Linked DNA regions of Homo sapiens: regions 2 and 3 are each linked to region 1. The links are chromatin contacts, found by Hi-C or POLR2A ChIA-PET in ENCODE. All regions are on one chromosome and are shown on one strand. The core of a region is the stretch at or near the end of the contact, and the rest is flanking DNA. Distances in the headings are between cores, read along the strand shown. Region 1 holds the start of ATP2A2 (ATPase sarcoplasmic/endoplasmic reticulum Ca2+ transporting 2). Region 2 has its middle 15 kb from the start of IFT81. Region 3 has its middle 19 kb from the start of ARPC3.

Evidence for each region. A loop is a pair of places that touch in the nucleus more often than their neighbours do. ChIA-PET counts read pairs that join two places held with the same protein, here RNA polymerase II (POLR2A). Pooled maps may share reads with other maps.
Region 2: a map of heart right ventricle shows a loop between it and region 1 (7-fold over the local background). The contact joins the enhancer-like site here to the promoter of ATP2A2 in region 1. A Hi-C loop is called at or near these places in 46 of 168 maps with a recorded cell type or tissue (A673, B cell, Caco-2 and 34 more), 27 of 37 single-sample maps with no recorded cell type and 37 of 50 pooled maps. POLR2A ChIA-PET finds 5 or more read pairs at or near these places in 17 of 52 experiments (A549, A673, AG04449 and 13 more).
Region 3: a map of mammary epithelial cell shows a loop between it and region 1 (12-fold over the local background). The contact joins the enhancer-like site here to the promoter of ATP2A2 in region 1. A Hi-C loop is called at or near these places in 16 of 168 maps with a recorded cell type or tissue (B cell, CD4-positive, alpha-beta T cell, CD4-positive, alpha-beta memory T cell and 10 more), 10 of 37 single-sample maps with no recorded cell type and 28 of 50 pooled maps. POLR2A ChIA-PET finds 5 or more read pairs at or near these places in 29 of 52 experiments (A549, A673, BJ and 21 more).

The regions. Positions count from the first base shown.
Region 1 is chr12:110,279,618-110,283,555 of GRCh38, reverse strand. It overlaps ATP2A2 (ATPase sarcoplasmic/endoplasmic reticulum Ca2+ transporting 2), which reads right to left and starts at 2,309. Exons shown (of 20, transcript NM_170665.4): 1 at 1,649-2,309; 2 at 935-952; 3 at 761-843. The coding sequence starts at 1,766. RefSeq lists enhancers at 860-1,614, 2,732-2,801 and silencers at 1,442-1,951, 2,042-2,641.
Region 2 is chr12:110,107,349-110,111,286 of GRCh38, reverse strand. No RefSeq gene overlaps it. Among named protein-coding and RNA genes, the nearest start is that of IFT81, 15 kb to the left of the region's middle. RefSeq lists enhancers at 1,132-1,723, 1,724-2,315. Within about 2 kb of position 2,051, at least 22 of the 41 ENCODE cell types and tissues checked have a DNase peak (open chromatin) inside an H3K27ac peak, as active enhancers do; they include IMR-90, PC-3, ascending aorta and 9 more, where a contact is called at or near this core.
Region 3 is chr12:110,429,570-110,433,507 of GRCh38, reverse strand. It overlaps the pseudogene HMGA1P3. Among named protein-coding and RNA genes, the nearest start is that of ARPC3, 19 kb to the left of the region's middle. RefSeq lists an enhancer at 1,662-1,771. Within about 2 kb of position 1,692, at least 18 of the 41 ENCODE cell types and tissues checked have a DNase peak (open chromatin) inside an H3K27ac peak, as active enhancers do; they include A673, B cell, CD8-positive, alpha-beta T cell and 5 more, where a contact is called at or near this core.

The sequences.
Region 1 (3,938 bases), core at 1,060-3,559:
AAAAAGTTAAAAACCTAGAAATATACTTGCCACCCCAACACCCTTTTTCTGCTGTAGTTCTTTGCATTTCACTAGTTTCTTAGCAACCATATAGCACTCAAGTGGGTAAGCACACACAGAACAAGAAAAAACACCATGCTGGTTTTTTTCCTTTAAGATCTAGAACCAACTGTACTAAACCTTGTTCTTTCAACCTAAGAATCACTTAAGACAGGGGTCCAATTTAGATAAATATACCACCCTAAAGGTCAGTGACCAAATTTGGTCAACAAGGGTGCCATCACAGCCGTCATCATTCTTGTCACCGTCAGGAACAACTGTCACCTTGCCATTACCAGGAAGGGAAAGCAACTGGAATATTCCTTTTGTAAGTTCTATTTACAGACTACAAAGAGTCCAACATCATCTTAGTATGATCTTACAACACGATAACAATGGAAGAACCCAAAACATTAAAGGCTTCCCAGAAAAGAACTTTTTGATATTAAAAGCTGATAAACCACAAGAATTTCTAAGACCATGCCACACTCTGGGACAACTCCTAACCACACTGTAAATGTCAGGCATCTATTTTCTGAATACCAATGGCTTCAAGTGTTTTGTTTTGTAATTTTAAAATGCCCAGATTGTTTTTAAACATAGAGACACAGCTTGCAACTCCAAATATGTTTTCACCCAATGGACATCATTTGTTTTCTGATTTATCTATGGAATACTTTCAGCTTTTGGGGGGAAAGAAAATAAATTTTTTTATACTTACAAAAGATATACATGCTGCCAGTAATAAAATCCTAACTAGCAAGTCTTCAAACTGCTCAATCACAAGTTCCAGCAAGGTTTTTCCTGTAAGAAACAAACACATGTGTTTTAACTGTCATCTTACCATCAGCACACCAACAGAGGAAAAAAAACAGAAACAGCATGTTAAGATTACCTTCTTCAGCCGGTAACTCTGTAGAATGTAGAAATTCGTCAAGCAATGTGTCAAGAGGGAGGTTAAAAAAAAAAAGAGAGAGACATTTTAGCACTTCGTTTTTCTAAAAAGAACTGCTACAATTCTAAGCATCAATATCTTTAAAACACAGACCTAGCTATAAGAATATCCGATTTTTTTAGCAGAGGGCATACCACGAAGATATCTCAAGGAAGCATGCACTCTTTGTAATCAATGGCCTGAGGTCTAGCCCTAAGCGTGAAATCACTTCGGGCTCCTGAACCTAGGAGTGGTTTCAGCGATGTCATCACTTCTGCCAGATGTGTAACTTTGGGTAGGACAAGAACGGTCAGAGGCCTTCCAACGACCTCGACTCCTCATAAATCGGCAGGGGACGAGAAAACGTCTTGCCGGGCTCAACCTAGCTGCAGAAGCCACGTCCCTCCCTCCACCGGGGCCGGCTGCTGCTGGAGAGAAGCCTCCGAGCCTTGCGCGCCGAAAAGGTCGAGGGCCCGAGAAGCGAAGAGGTCCAGGGAAGGCGAGGCGAGGACCGCAGCCCCTTTCTCTCCCGCGGGGCCGGCGCGCTGGCCCGACCCTCCGCCCGCAGCTGTCGGCGGGCGCGGAGCCGAAGCCCACGAGGTGGAGCCCGGTCAGCCATCTTCCCTGGCTCTCCCGGCCGCGCCGGGCCCCTGCAGCGGAGCGCCCTGCACCTACCGTTGGAGCCCCATCTCTCCTTAAGCTTCTTGACCTGTTCCAGGCTCAGCCCCGTACTCTCGTTGACGCCGAAGTGGCCCAGCACCTCCTCCACCGTCTTGGTGTGCGCGTTCTCCATGGCTTCGGGGGCCCGGCCGGCCTCGCCTCCCGTCCCCGCGGCCTCCTCGCCTCCGCCTCGCACTCCGGCCGCGGGCTCGTGCCACCCCGGGAGCCCAGGCGCGGACGGGCTCTCCCCTCCTCCTCTTGCGGCCGCTTCCGCCTCGCCGGGCGCTGAATCACCCCGCGCCCCCTCCCCCAGACAACCGCCCCTCGCGCGGCCCCGAGCTCCGCAGGGCGGGTTGGGGGCTCCTGACCCACCCTCCCTCCCCTCGCCAGAAGGGAGGGCCTCCCTCGCCCTCAGCCGCCCGCCGGGAGGGCAGGCCGCGGCCCCCGAGCCCCCTCCCCGCTCTCTTGAGGCGATCAGAGGCCCCGCCCGGGCCGGAGGAGGGGGCGCCCGGCAGACCACTGAGGGCGGAACGCGGCGAGGGAGGCGAGCCGGCGGGGCGGTGCGCGGCGCGCTCGCCCGGGTCCCTCAGCGCCGCACGCCCGACAGCGGCGGAGGAAACTGCGGCGAAGGAAAAGGAGGTGGCGTCGGGGACGGCTCCGCGGCGGCTGCTCTAATAGCATTTATCGGCCGCTGCCTCCCCTTTCGCCGCCGCCGCGGCATGTGGACGCCGCTCATTGGCCGAGAGCGCCCAGCGCGGCGCGGGCGGCGCGGCCCCGCCCCCTCCTCCCGGCTCCCTCCTCCCGCGCGCCTGGCGCCCACGCTGCCGCGCAGGCCCCGCCCCCTCCCGCGCGCCGCCCCTAGGAACCCGGATCGAGGCCGCGCGCGCCGCGGTCGCGGGGCTGGCGGAGGGGAAGCTGGGTACCCTCTTCTGTGCCTGCGGTTCTCTGACCCACCCACCTGCAGACGCAGGGTGGGGCGCTCACAGTGGGCACGCTGCTCTGGGGCCGGTGGGCGGATGGTTGGAAGGCGAGGCCGAGGAGCTGGGAGCGCGGTCCACGCGGGGCGTCTCGAGGCGCCCTCGGGCTGATGTCCTTGGCTCGCCTCCTCGCCCTCGGTCGCCCGGGCTGCGCTCTGCATCCTAATCTGGCTCCTTCAGAGCCCCCCTCAGAAACCAAGGGGAGGAATTCCGCAGTTCACTTCCCACACAACCCAAATCCTTCATCTGTCGCCTCGGGAACACCGCATCCTACACCCCCTGCCGCCAGCTCCTTCGCACGCCAGCCCCGATTCTTCCCCAGCGGGTTCTGGGCCCTGACGAGGGAACCCCCCTCGCGGGGGGGAGGGAGAAGAGTTGATTTTATTATTAATAGCTGACGCAGCGCTTGATAGGTGTCTGCAGGGCAGTCACAGTTCACGCCGCTGGAGCTGCCACACAGCAGCTAGACTTGGGCTAGGAGGTGCTTCGCTGTGGCTTTCAGATGAAGGCCATTTCATAGACTCACTTCCCTCGACAGGAGAAAAGGGGACTTGAATCCAAAGCTGCTCTTAAACCACAGATGATTTGCTCTGCTCGGGAGGACAAAGCGCAGGTCACAGCAAGATAAAGGGAATTTTGCCAATATAAAGAAGCTACATTACTTAACAAGGGGATGGGAAATTGCATGGAATTCATGAACAAAACATGAACATATTCTCTTCACAAAGAAGAGCAGCTTTCTTCACGGAGTAGGTTGCAGAATGAAGCAATTAGTCCACTTTTGTGTTTAACAATAACGCACCATCCGCATGAGCAAAAGCAGAGCAGAAAAATCACCTCAGTTGTCTCAAGTGGCTGGGCTTCAGGACTTAAGATAAATTCCTTCAGCAGATGCAAATTACAGTGCATCACCAGCTGAAAAAATCAGGCACGTCATGTCATTTAATTATTTCCAAGGAGTGGACGTTGGCATGTAGTTTTGATTGATACTTGGAAAAGAACCAACAAAACCCTACACGAAACAAACAAACAAAAAATTATACTATATGGCAACGCACTGAGAGAAGCCAGGTGGAAACTGGTTAGGTCACAGGATCAGAGCCGCTTCAAGAGGGGCACGTGAGTGCACGGTGGGAGTGTGGTCATGGAGGGCTGGCTGTTGTTGCCCTCTGAGACCAGCTCTGCACCATTTCGTACCAATTCTTCTCCCTTACCTCCTCTGTCTCTTTCAGGACCGATAGAAGCACTGCAGGCAGGAGAAGGATGGTTTACCTTTCTCAGCCTGGAAATTAGCTTAGGCATTTGATGTTGAATATTCTGTGCCACTG
Region 2 (3,938 bases), core at 802-3,301, 170 kb after region 1:
ACTTCTTTTTCTTTTTCTTTCTGAGATGGAGTCTTGCTCTGTCAGCCAGGCTGGAGTACAGTAGTGCAATGTCAGCTCACTGCAACTTTACCTCCCAGGTTCAAGAGATTCTCCTGCCTCAGCCTCCCAGGTAGCTGGGATTACAAGCATGTGCCACCACACCTGGCTAATTTTTGTATTTTTAGTAGAGACAGGGCTTTCACCATGTTGGCCAGGCTGGTCTCAAATTCCTAACCTCAAGTAATCCACCCTCCTCAGCCTCCCAAAGTGCTGGGATTATAGGCATGAGCCACCACGCCCAGCCTTAACTCCGCCTCTTGATGGGGGAGCAACATGTGCATTCTATGAATGGGAGAAGTTGTTGGCAGATGTTGGTGCAGACAGTCCACCACAGTTGTTTTTTCCCTTTTAATAAACATGCATGTGTGCGCATTGGTTCACATGATAAACATATCTCTTGCTGTGAGTCAAAGTCAAAAGGCTGGAAAAACACACTTCTATATCCTTTAAAAAATTTATTTCAGCCGAGGGCGGTGGCTCACGCCTGTAATCCCAGCACTTTGGGAGGCCAAGGCATGCGGATCACCTGAGGTTGGGAGTTCAAGACCACCCTGACCAACATGGAGAAACCCCGTCTCTACTAAAAATACAAAATTAGCCGGGTGTGGTGGCACATGCCTGTAATCCCAGCTGCTCGGGAGGCTGAGGCAGGAGAATTGCTTGAACCCAGGAGGCGGAGGTTGCAGTGAGCCAGAGATCACGCCATTACACTCCAGCCTGGGCAACAAGAGTGAAACTCTGTTTCAAAAAAAAAAATTTCTTTCATAGCCCTTAGTACTCTCTGACCTTAGCTTATTTTATTATAGATCTCTGCCATTCAAATGTAAGTTCCCTGAGGGCAGGGGCCTTGTCTGTCCTATTAGTCCTGTGTCCTCAGCACCTAATAGGGTCTGGCTGTTAAGAGGTGCTTAATAAATATCTGTAGTCATTGAGTAGGGTGTTGTTGAATCAGCTCTTATTTCTTGGGTGCTGAGCACTTAAAACATTATCTCATTTAATTTACTCAACATATATTTGAGCACCTACTGTGTGCCAGGCACTATTTGAGGTGATGGTGAAACAACAGGAAACAAAATAGACAATAATACCTGCCCTCAGTGAGTGTATTTTCACCATATAGTAGAGAACAGATTCACTGATACTATTTTGACAAAGAAGGAAACTGAGAGTCAGAGACGTCAGGCAACTTGCCCAAGGTCACACAGCTGTTAATTTCACCCTGACACCTGGCTCTTCTCCACTCTCCTGTAGATGTTGAATTTTGCCCAGAGATGGGCTTAGGTGGTTATGGATCTCAATTTCTGCAATTGTTTCCCTGAAGGACCAAACTTGTCTTTCTAGGAGTCAGACACAGGGCAGTGGGAACAGGTGAGTCCCATGACCTCAGAGTCCCTGCCCCTCCCACCCTTAGTTCCCCGACTCTGTGACAATGGCTCACACCTGGGGTGTTGCAGATTTGAGCCACAGATCCCAGTCACCCCCACTGTCTTATCGGCATGTGACATTCCCAAGTGGCTGGGGCGTGCAGGCTGGGCAAAGAATGCAGCCTGAACAAAAATAAACCTGTTACATTCCTTGGCAGCCCCCTGCCCCTTCCTGCTCTCCAGCCATCCATCCTCACAGCAGAGTCTGCCAGGGAAGGCAGAGAGAGGGCGAACAGGGTGGAGGAAGTCAGTGTTGCTACCCGGAGAGAGGGAGAGGAAAAGAGAGAGAGAGAGAGAGAGAGAGAGAGGAGAGGAGAGGGAAGAGAAAGAGAGAGAGAGAGATCACCTTATATGGGAACGTGTGCAGACAATATGTGGCAATGGCTTAAAGGGCAGCAGAGGTCAGATACCAGACAGATGGAAGAAATTAAACATGGGACAGAGCTTGTCCCTGAGCCCTGAAAACAGCTCTTGTTTCACAGCAAGTTCGCACAAAGCCTGGCCCATTTTCCTTTTTTGCCTAAGCCCTGCAAGATGTGTGTCCTAACCTCTCCGTGACTCTGAGTCAGGCCTCTCGACTCCGATTCTGTGGCTTGGCAGCGGTCTCAATCCTTTAAGGTCATTTATTTGACGAACAAAATTCCTCGTTGCAAATAAAAAGGAAAAGGCCAGGCCTATTTCTCAAGAGTTTCCAATATCTCTCCAAAGCACACAGATTAGTAGTTAATGAGTAAATAATCCTTCATTTCTCATGCATTCATTCAACAAAGATTGAGGACCTGTTACGCCTCAGGCACTGAGCCAGGGGCTGGAAAGATGGCAATGGTGACGATGATGATGACAATTAGCATTTGTTGATTTGCACTCATTTGATAAATATTTCAACAATTAATAATTTACTTTGCGCCTTTTATGATCCAGTCATTGATGATACAGAACATTGATCTACATCATCTGGTTCCTGCCCTTGTGGAGTTTACAAGGAAGGCGAGGGATATTGAACACATGATCCCATTGAGTCCTCACAATAGTTCTTTGAGTTAGTTTACTATTATCATCCCCATTTAACACAGAGTTTTCCAACCTCTGCACTATGGATATTTTGGGCTGGATAATCTTTGTCTTGGAGGGGCTGCTCTGTGCATTGTAGGATATTTAGCAGTGTCCCTGGCCTTCTACCCAACTAGGTGCCAGCTGCAACCATTCCCCTCCCCCTAGTTGTGACAACCAAAAAAATCTCCAGACATTGCAAACTGTCCCGGAGGAAACAAAATTGTTCCCAGTTAAGAATCACTGATTCCACGGATGAGGAAATAGAGGGTCAGGGCGGGCTAAGACATTTCCTAAAGGTCATACCGCTGGTGGGTAGGACTCACACCCTGGTCTACCCAAAGCCCATGGTCCTTACCACTGCAATGTGAAACTGTATTTCCTTGACAACAGATGATTTTGAGTTTGGATGGTTGTAGACTTCATTATCTCATCCTACAAAATGGAAGTTATCTGTGTTAATTTGGATCCTCTGGGAAGCAGATGCCAGGACAGGCTCAGACTTGCAGGGGATTTATCAAGGGAATCCCTGTGAAAGATAAAGGGCGGACGTCTTCAGACTGGGATACTGGGCTAACACCTGGGGAAAGAGACGGGGAAGGAAAGAGTGAGTAGGAGGAGCTGCAGACAGCAATGCGGGTCTCAGAAAGTTTTGGCTGGACTGATGAGGGCTTCCTGAACAAAGTCACTGGTAGGATGAATCTCAGGTCAGCAGCAGTGGGGCTGTGCTACCACCCCCGCTGTGCTGTCATTGGCTAGGAGCCATCTGAGGAAATATGGCCTTGGCGTGAACTTGGTGGATCCAGAGGAATGGGAATGAGGACTGTGAGTCAACTGTGCTCTCCGTGCAGACTCTCTTTTTTTTTAAGACAAGGTCTCACTCTGTCACTCAGGCTGGAATGCAGTGCCATGATCACAGCTCACTGCAGCCTCAACCTCCTGGGTTCAAGTGATTCTCATGCCTCAGCCTCCTGAGTAGCTGGGACCACAGACGCATGCCGCCACGCCTGGCTAATTTTTGTATTTTTTAGTAGAGCCAGGGTTTCATCATGTTGGCCAGGCTGGTCTCGATCTCCTGACCTTAAGTGATCCTCAAGTGATTTCAGCCTCCCAAAGTGCTGGGATTATAGTCATGAGCCACTGCACCCGGCCGTGCAGACTCTCTAGAGGGAGATGCAAGCCGTGCACTACATGGCTGTGACATCATCAAAGTGGTGCCCATTGGTTACATTCACCTTAAGGCAAGGAGACTAAAAAGTGGTGCACTTTTTAGGAGACTACCAGTGGTGCAGTGGGGAACAAAGCCAGGTTGGCCTTCTTTAAGCAAAAGTGTTCATTTTCCTTGCATTGTCTTGAGCTTCTTAGTGATCTTCAAAGTCAGCTCTGACTTGAGTTCCATCAGTG
Region 3 (3,938 bases), core at 443-2,942, 150 kb before region 1:
GAGTTTATGGTAGTACTTGAATGATTAGAGTATTTGCATTTTGTTTTTACGGGTGAATATATGATTTTAATATGTGGGTTAAATGCTCTTGAGCATCTGTTTAAAGACTTGAATTACAAGCTAGCTAAATACCACAGTTCACACAGCAAAAGGAATGGATATGTGAAAACCTACTCCATAGATAAACAGAAGGACAGTCCTGAAGCCAAAAGAGTGGTGGTGGTGTGTCGTGGGGGGTTTTGTTTGTTTAATTAAAATTTGTTTGTTTGTTTGTTTTTGAAACAGGGTATCACTGTTGCCCAGGCTGGAGTGCAGTGGCATGAACACGGCCCACTGCAGCCTCGACCTCTTGGGCTCAAACAATCTTCTCGCCTTAGCCTCCCCAGTAGCTGGGACTACAGGCACACATCTCCAGGCCCAGCTAATTTTGTATTTTTGGTAGAGATGGGGTATCATGTTTTTTTGTGTTTTTTGTTTTGGTTTGGTTTGTTTTTTGCTTTTTTTTTTTTTTTTTGAGACTGAGTCTCTCTCTGTCTCCCAGGCTGGAGTGCAGTGGTGCAATCTTGGCTCACTGGAACCTCTGCCTTCCAGGTTCAAGCTATTCTCCTGCCTCAGCCTCCTGAGTAACTGGGATTACAGGCTTGTGCCACCACGCCTGGCTAATTTTGTATTTTTAGTAGAGACGGGGCTTCACCATATTGGCCAGGCTGGTCTCAAACTCCTGACCTCAAGTGATCCATCCACCTCGGCCTCTTAAAGTCCTGGGATTACAGGTGTGAGTCACAGCGCCCAGCAAGACAAGGTTTTGCTGTGTTGTCCAGGCTGGTCTCAAACTCCTGGACTCAAGTGATCCACCCACCTCAGCCTCCCAAACACTGGGATTACAGGCATGAGCCACTGCACCTGTCCTAAATTAAAATTCTTAACCCAGAATCAGAGTTTTGGTGTTTGGGTTGGAACTTCTGCCACAGGGGTTACAGACATGTCAGAAAGGAGAGAAAGCCACCCTGATTCATTTCAAGATTACAGGTTTGGGGCCAGGCCTGGTGGCTAGAGGTCGAGGCTGCTATGAGCCATGATCGCACCACTGCACTCCAGCCTGGGCGACAGAGTTGAGACCCTGTCTCAAAAAAGAAAAAAAAATTTTATTTTAAACATATCACCACGTTGGCCAGGCTGGTCTTAAACTTCTGACCTTAAGTGATCCGCCTGCCTTGGCCTCCCAAAGTGCTGGCATAAGCGTGAGCCGCCGCGCCCAGCCAAATATATGTATGTATGTATATATATCTATAGACATATCTAGATATCTAGAGATATCTATAGATATCTAGAGATAGATCTATCGATCTATATATCTAGATATGTATCTAGATATAGATCTATCGATCTATATATCTAGATATATAGATCGATAGATATAGATCTATATATAGATATGTAGATATATAGAGCTATATAGATATATCTATATATAGATATGTAGATATATAGATCTATATATAGATATGTAGATATATCTATAGATAAATATCTATATATATAGATAGATATCTAGATATCTGTAGAGATCTATATAGATATATATATATTTTTGAGACGTAGTCTCGCTCTGTCTCCCAGGCTGGAGAGCAGTGGCGCGATCTCGGCTCACTGCAAGCTCCGCCTCGCTCCGCCTTCCGGGTTCACGCCATTCTCCTGCCTCAGCCTGCCGAGTAGCTGGGACTACAGGCGCCCGCCACCACGCCCCCCTAACTTTTTTGTATTTTTAGTAGAGACCACCGTGTTAGCCAGGATGGTCTCGATCTCCTGACCTCGTGATCCGCCCGCCTTGGCCCTCCAAAGTGCTGGGATTACAGGCGTGAGCCACCGTGCCCGGCCCCTTTTTTTTTTTTTTTTTTAATTGTGGAACCATCATGATAGAAAACCAGCTTACTCTGGGTCCTGTTCCCAGTTCCGTTACTGCCAGCAGGGGGCGCACGGGCCACAGGCGCTGGAACTAGCTTCTGGACCATTTCCCCTTGGGACTTTATCGTGGTAGGTGTTTTGTTTTGTTATATTTTGTTTTTTAATATATGCAAGAGGACAATTTCCAAATGATTTATTATAAATTATACATGAATATAGTCTGATTTTTTTTTTTTGATAGAGCCTTGCTCTGTCACCCAGGCTGGATTGCAGTGGCGCAATCTCAGCTCATTGCAACCTGCACCTCCTAGGTTCAAGCGATTCTCCTGCCTCGGCCTCCCAAATAGCTGGGATTACAGGCGTGCGCCACGATGCCCAGCTAATTTGTGGATTTTTAGTGGAGACAAGGTTACACCATGTTGGCCAGGCTGGTCTGAAACTCCTGACCTCAGGTGATCCACCCGCTTCAGCCTCCCAAAGTGCTAGGATTACAGGCGTGAGCCACCACGCCCGGTCCAATAGTATGAACTTTAAAATACAGCTTTAATTGAAATGTAATGCTGACATTAAAAACAATTATAATGTTGACTTTTTAGACAAGGTAATTTAGTAATAGTTCTCAGATTTTTATTTTCTTCCCCTTCTTTTTTTTTTTTTTTTTTTTTTTTTTTTTTTGAGACGGAGTCTCACTCTGTCGCCAAAGCTGGAGTACAGTGGCACCATCTCGGCTCACTGCAAGCTCCGCCTCCCTGGTTCATGCCATTCTCCTGCCTCAGCCTCCCGAGTAGCTGGGACTACAGGCGCCCGCCACCACGCCCGGCTAATTTTTTGTATTTTTAGTAGAGACGGGGTTTCACCGTGTTAGCCGGGATGGTTTCAATCTCCTGACCTCGTGATCCACCCGCCTCGGCCTCCTGAAGTGCTGGGATTACAGGTGTGAACCACCGCGCCCGGCCTTTTTTTTTTTTTTTTTTTTTTTTTAAATAAAGATGGGGTCTCACCATGTTGCCCACACTGATCTCGAACTCCTGGGCTCAAGTGATCCTCCTGCTTCAGCCTCTCAGAGTGCTAGGACTACAGGCGTGAGCCACTGCTCCCAGCCTCCAGATTTTATTATTTTTGATCAAGCAACTCAACTTCATATTGTTGAATGCTGGGAACACACACACACACACACACACACACACACACACGCACACACTGAAAATAGTTCAGCCGTCCTCTAATTGGGACTCCGAGCCAGGGCTATTTCTCGCGCTGGCGCGGTTCCAAGAAGCATCCCAGCCATCACTCTTTCACCTGCTCCTTAGAGAAGGGAAGATGAGCGAGTCGAGCTCGAAGTCCAGCCAGCCCTTGGCCTCCAAGCAGGAAAAGGAGGGCACTGAGAAGCGGGGCCGGGGCAGGCCGCGCAAGCAGCCTCCGATGAGTCCTGGGACAGCGCTTGTAGGGAGTCAGAAGGAGCCCAGCGAAGTGCCAACACCTAAGAGACCTCGGGGCCAACCAAAGGGAAGCAAAAACAAGGGTGCCGCCAAGACCCGGAAAACCACCATAACTCCAGGAAGGAAACCAAGGGGCAGACCCAAAAAACTGGAGAAGTAGGAAGAGGAGGGCATCTCGCAAGAGTCCTCGGAGGAGGAGCAGTGAACCGTGCGTGCCGCCTGCTCCTCACTGGAGGAGCAGCTGCCTTCTGGGACTGGACAGCTTTGCTCCGCTCCCACCGCCCTCGCCCCTTCCGCAGGCCCACCATCACCACCGCCTCTGGCCGCCACCCCCATCTTCCACCTGTGCCCACACCACCACACTACGCAGCACACCAGCCACTGCAGGGCTCCCATGGGCTGAGTGGGGAGCAGTTTTCCCCTGGCCTCAGTTCCCAGCTCCCCCCGCCCACCCACGCATACACACATGCCCTCCTGGACAAGGCTAGCATCTCACTTAGCCGCACCCTGCACCTGCTGCGTCCCCACTCCGTTGGTGGTGGGGACATTGCTCTCTGGGCTTTTGGTTTGGGGGCGCCCTCTCTGCTTCACTGT